Regions from separate parts of the Homo sapiens genome. Here region 1 is linked to region 2. A link is a loop called in an ENCODE intact Hi-C map of the cell type or tissue named here. Cell type or tissue: GM12878. All regions are shown on one strand. Links, peaks and the distances in the headings refer to the core of each region. The heading gives the core; the rest is flanking DNA. Region 1 overlaps EAF2 (ELL associated factor 2). Region 2 overlaps CASR (calcium sensing receptor).

Region 1 (2,927 bases), core at 157-2,656, 380 kb before region 2:
TGAGATCATGTCACTGCACTCCAGCCTGAGGGACAGAGTGAGACTCTGTCTCAAAAAAAAAAAAAAAGTAAAATAAATAAAAACATTTACCAAAGGATGAATATAATAGGATTTTCTTAGCTTTATAAAAGTTAATTACCAAAAAACAGAACTCCTACAAACATCATACTAATAGAGACTTTAGGAGCATTCCCGTTAAATTCAGGAACAAGACAAAGAGGACTAATGTTATTTCTGTTGAGCACTCTATTGAATTTGCTAGCAAATACAATAAAACAAGTAAAAGAAATATGATATAAGAATTGGAAACAAGAAATAAAATACTCTTAATTTGTAGGAATGTAAATTATCTACATAGGAAATCCAAAAGAATCAGCAAACGATAGAACTAATAAAATAATTTGGAAAGATTACTAGATGCAAAAGATATATGCGAAAGTAAAGTCCGTAGTGTTTTTGTCTATCAGTAATAACCACTTGGGAGGTGGTGGTTTTTTTTTTTTAAGTAAAAATAGTGAAATTTCTTTTCCTGATGTATCTAAACTAGGAGTTTCCTAATGAAATAAACCATCTCTGACCATTACTGCAATCATCCCATTGCTCAGCTTTATGAGACCCAACACCCCCTTTTGTAACAGATATTTTTAATTCTCCTTTACTATTTTGAAATGAATTTCATAGCTTAATATAATCTGTGTACATACATCTTTGAAAAGCATTAATTTAATTTAATATAAAGGCAAAAGAAAAACAAATTTATAATAATATGTGTTCTAACTTTGTAAATGTTAAAGAATAGCTATATCAGAAGATACAATGAAGTAACCATGTTTTTGCAGTTACTTTTAATGCATAGATTTGGATTTAAGAAAAACAAAACAACATTCAACTCATATTATCAACAATTTTTCTTTTTATTTAACCTGTAGAAATAAGGACTAGAAAAGTATATGCATATATATTAAAAAATTGCGTCTACAGCTGCCTATACAGACAACTATTGTTATGCGTATTGCTGCTCCAAATACAATGAGCAGCATTGATGTTACTAATGTGTTGCCCCAAACTATTTTTAAAAGAAAATTTTTGAAAAGTTTTTAAAAAATACAAAACAAAATCATCTTCAGTTTACATGATAGCTGCATACTTGTAAGTTTCAATTAAATATGTGCAAAACAATACTTGGAATTTATGAAAATGTATTTCAGCTCTGGTTTTAAATTTATAAACAGATCTTCCAAGTACATATTCCACCCGACTTTCAAAAATTTCACAGAATGTAGAAGAGTTCTTTATTGTGCAAGACTGGTTCATCCATTGCAAGACATTTAGCATTCCTAAACTCCCCTCCCACTAAATGCTATTAGCAATCTACAGCCAACAGGACAAGCAACCCCTCATGTAAATTTCTGTATCATCCCCTGGGGGGCAGTACTACTCTCAGTGATAACTATTGATTTAAATGCCTGAATATATTTCTATGGGTAAACTCTCTTTTTCTGAGTCATAATTACAGCTATGATTGAAAACATATTTTCTTTACTAAGCAACTCATAATCAAAGGCTAATCTTATATCTTCAAAACTTGACTGAATATTTCCTAACCTTGACAGCATAAAGTCTAGAAAGGCAAAATGGAACTCTGAGTACGTTTGGGTTTGTGTCGCTTGAAAAACTCATATTACAGGCATCATATAACATTCTTATGTCATATAATAGTTCTGTAAGTGGAAACTTAATCCTTGAAAATTATGAAATGCATCAGGCAAGGTGGCTCATGCCTGTAATCTCAGCACTTTGGGAGGCCAAGGCAGGTGATTCACCTGAGATCAGGAGTTCGAGACCAGCCTGGCCAACATGGTGAAACCCTGACTCTACTAAAAATACAAAAAAATTAGCCAGGCATGGTGGCGCATGCCTGTAATCCCAGCTACTCGGGAGGCTGAGGCAGGAGAATCACTTGAACCAGGGAGGCAGAGGGTGCAGTGAGCTGAGATAGCGCCACTGTGCTCTAGCCTGGGTGACAAGAGTGAAACTCCATCTCAAAAAAAAAAAAAAAAAGAAATGAAAGTGATGAGATGGTCATGAGAACCAGATGCACAGAAGAAGTTTTAGCAGATTTTCTTATTTATTTATTTATTTTTTTTTTTGAGAAGGAGTTTCACTCTGTCGCCAGGCTGGAGTGCAGTGGCGTGATCTCGGCTTACTGCAACCTCCACCTCCTAGGTTCAAGTGATTCTCCTGCCTCAGCCTCCCGAGTAGCTGGGACTACAGGCATGTGCCACCATGCCCAGCTAATTTTGTATTTTTAGTAGAGACGGGGTTTCACCATGTTGGCCAGGATGGTCTCAATCTCTTGACCTCATGATCCGCCCACCTCAGCCTCCCGAAGTGCTGGGATTACAGGCGTGAGCCACCGCGTGCCCGACCTCGCAGATTTCTTTATCAAATGATGTTATCAGTTCTGCAGTTCATGCAAAAGACTGAAACATCTTATAATTTATACGTGGCCTAAAAACTATTCTTCTTAAATTAGGTATTGATTTCAAAACATGCCAGCTTTTTTGATTGCGGATTAGTTAAAAAATATAAGAATTTTTTTAACCATTGTAATTTACTACCTAAGTGATTTCATTCAGTCTGTTTGCTTCAGATAAACCTGTACGATCAATGACTCTCAAATCTTTATTTCTAGGTCCAGCCTCTACCTTTAGCTCCAGACTTGTATATCCAACTGCCAGTACCATATATATTTGGGTATTTACTAGGTATCTCAAATTTACCACATGAAAATTGAACTTGTGATTTTTCTTCTACAACCATGTTCCTCTGGTGTTTCTCATCTCAGTAAATGATAACTCAGTAAATGATTTATCCAGTTGTTCACAACAAAAACCTTGGGGTCATTCTTCACTTCTTTCTCTTGT
Region 2 (2,927 bases), core at 186-2,685:
TCTGCCTTCTCTCAGTTCTTCCCCTATAAGCCAACCTGCATGACACCTCCTCACAAATCACTCATTAGTTTTTGGCACAGCATCTTTGCATAGGCCATAGCCCACACCAGAAGGGCCATCAATTTTTATCTCTGCTGTCATTTTCCACCAGGAACATTTAAATTGTTTTCAAAATCCACTTTCCCCTGGAAGTCTTTTCAAATCGTATTCCCACAACACATTTTCTGATCATTCTCGCTTCCTCATTTTTGATGTTTATATACCCAGCTTAAGCTTCCACAGCTCTTTAATTGACTGAAATAGACACTTATTAGTTAAAATTCTGGTTATAAGGGTCAATCACAATTTTTTTCCTTTCTTTCTCCCCAAAAAAATATTTATCAGTCAACTCATATGCCTCAAAAGTAGCACTAGCAGGTGATTTATGAGCATACAACTCACAATTGCCTCCTGACCTCTTCTTGGAGACCCCCAAGCCCTCCTCACATCCCTTCCCAGCTCTCTCTTCACTACTCCTTTGCTGTACTCTAAGCTTCATAAGATCCAGAACCATGCCTGTATTGTTCAGTACTATGTTCAGAATGCCTGTCGCTGGAATATTCATTGAATGAATGAATGAGTGAATAGCAGTCTAGTTGATTTGACCTGTCAACACTACCTATAGGCCTTTGCAGGGAACCGTTTGAGCCAACAACCCATTCTTGAATCAATCACTGTGGCCAAGGTATTCTAGGCTCTGTTTGGACAAGCTTTGGTCACGTGCCCACTATCAAGTTTGAGTGGAACATCATGTAAGTATGAAATCACCTTCTTTCTTCTCTCAGGATGATCATGCACAAGGTGTGCTTCCTACTCTCCTGCACCTCACACCAACACTCACTAGTCAGAAAACAGGCGTGCAGCCATGGTGAAGATGGAAGTCAGATGGAGCTGATCTTTCTAGGAATTCCTGGTACTGCTGGAAGTTGGGGAATGGGGGATAAATTGTGAGGACAGCCAGAGAAGATGGAAGGGAGATAAGAAAACATGGCTGGCGTTAGAGAAGGGAATTGGGCCTGGATCTTCCCCATGCTCTTACCACAGGAACTGGGCAAGATAATGAACTTCATTATCTTGTTCATTATCTGTGTGACCTGGCCCTCATTATCTGTATAAGAGCTGGAAGTCCTAGACCAGAGTGGGGGGGTTTCTAGTCTCTAATGTTCAGTTTAATTCAATTGACGCTACTAAGAATGTGTGCCAAGAGGTGATTTCCATTTATGCTTATAATGAGCAACCGTTTGACTTTAAAATCTTTTAGGGGAAATACCCTAAAAGACCACAAGATGGGAATATTATGGCATAAAAGAGTATGTTAGCTTCTAAGTGCATGCATGTCCTGTATTTGCCCCTCTTTTAGATCTATGTGTCTTTCTTGGTGGTGTTTTCTTTGTGAGCCTGTAAGTCTCTTTGTGTCTGTATGTTATGTTCTATGTTCAGATCTTTTTGTTTGTTTGTGTTTTGTTTTTTTGAGGCAGAGTCTTGCTCTGTCACCCAGGCTGGAATGCAGCGGCCCGATCTTGGCTCACTGCAAACTCCGCCTCCCAGGTTCAAGCAGTACTCCTATGTTTGGATCTTTCTACTAGCTTTTTTTGTTTCTCTTCCCCTTCGTTTATTCTTTTTCCTCATATTACTCCCCAAATAAAATAAATAATTTGGAAGCATATAATATTGGATAATAATCTCAAGTAAAATTTTATATTTCATTTTAAAAGGAACTGTCAGTTCCTTTTTAAAAGCAAAAGAAGCCAGGGGCAGTGGCTCACACCTATAGTCTCAACACTTTGGGAGGCCACAGTGGGTGGATCATGAGGTCAGAAGTTCGAGACCAGCCTGGGTAACGTGGTGAAACCCTGTCTCTACTAAAAATACAAAAAATTAGCCGGGTGTGGTGGCAGGCACCTGTAGTCCCAGCTGCTCAGGAGGCTGAGGCAGGAGAATTGCTTGAACCTAGAAAGCATAAATTGCAGTGAGCCAAGATCGCACCACTGCACTCCAGCCTGGGCAACAGAGCGAGACTCCGTCTCAAAATAAATAAATAAATAATAAAAAGAGTGTTCTCTCTCGGGCAGATATCTAAATTATCTTCTAACTTATGTTGCTTTTTTTGTGGATCAATCATTATCAATTTAAAGATTCCCTGTCATTGCTCTTAGGAGTGAAATGGTTTTCATCTCCATCTTCCCTGTTATGTGAATTAAAGGCAAGATATTATGCAGAAAATAAAACGCCCAAATGCAAAACTTGCAAGTCAGCCTGCCAAAAGAAATATTAAAGATGTTTAAAGAGGTGACTTAGAGATATGACTTGGTAAGCATAATAATTTATTGATTATAAGTGGATAACGTACAAATTTTGAGTAGAAAATATTCCACACTCATGTGATTTTATTTATATACCTGCTGTGAGGACATAGTACAATACAATTCAGGTTAGGATTTGAAGTAAGGAAAAAAAAATATCATTTGAGACGAGTCTTGAAGGGTAGATAAAATTTGTGGATACGGAGAAGGATCTACTCCTTGGAGGAAAGGTCACAAAATGTCCTGCTAAGCAAAAGAATACTGACTAAAAAAAAATAGTACATAGTGTATGATTTCATTTATGCGATACTCTGTCTCTACTGACAGAAAGAAAGCAGATCAGTGGTGGCCTAAGGCTGCAAGTGGGTAGAGGTTGACTTTCAGGGACACCACAGAACCTTTTGGGAAGGTGGCAGTGGTAGTTACCAAGCATATACATTTGCCCAAATTCAGAACTATACACTTAAAATGAGTGTATATAAATTATACCTCAAAAAAGTTGATAAAAAAAATAACGGAAAGTCCCCAGGTGGGGAAGTCCTGGCTACTCATGGAGATCAGGATGTCATTCAGGTTAGACCATTT

Evidence for each region. Peaks named below come from ENCODE experiments on the same cell type or tissue, not always from the same donor. Only the 100,000 strongest peaks of a DNase experiment are listed, where the experiment ranks them.
Region 1: it touches region 2 in a loop (2.2-fold over the local background); 8 of 110 quality-filtered maps call a loop at or near these places.

The regions. Positions count from the first base shown.
Region 1 is chr3:121,882,297-121,885,223 of GRCh38, forward strand. All of the region lies in intron 5 of EAF2 (ELL associated factor 2), which reads left to right. Among named protein-coding and RNA genes, the nearest start is that of SLC15A2, 11 kb to the right of the region's middle. In GM12878, for the core only: a CTCF peak has its summit at 1,412 (motif pointing right); a DNase peak (open chromatin) is centred at 1,371.
Region 2 is chr3:122,264,938-122,267,864 of GRCh38, forward strand. The region is part of intron 4 of CASR (calcium sensing receptor); the gene reads left to right. Among named protein-coding and RNA genes, the nearest start is that of CSTA, 59 kb to the right of the region's middle. RefSeq lists a silencer at 150-251. In GM12878, for the core only: a CTCF peak has its summit at 1,319; no DNase peak of the experiment used is centred there; H3K27ac peaks cover 793 bases.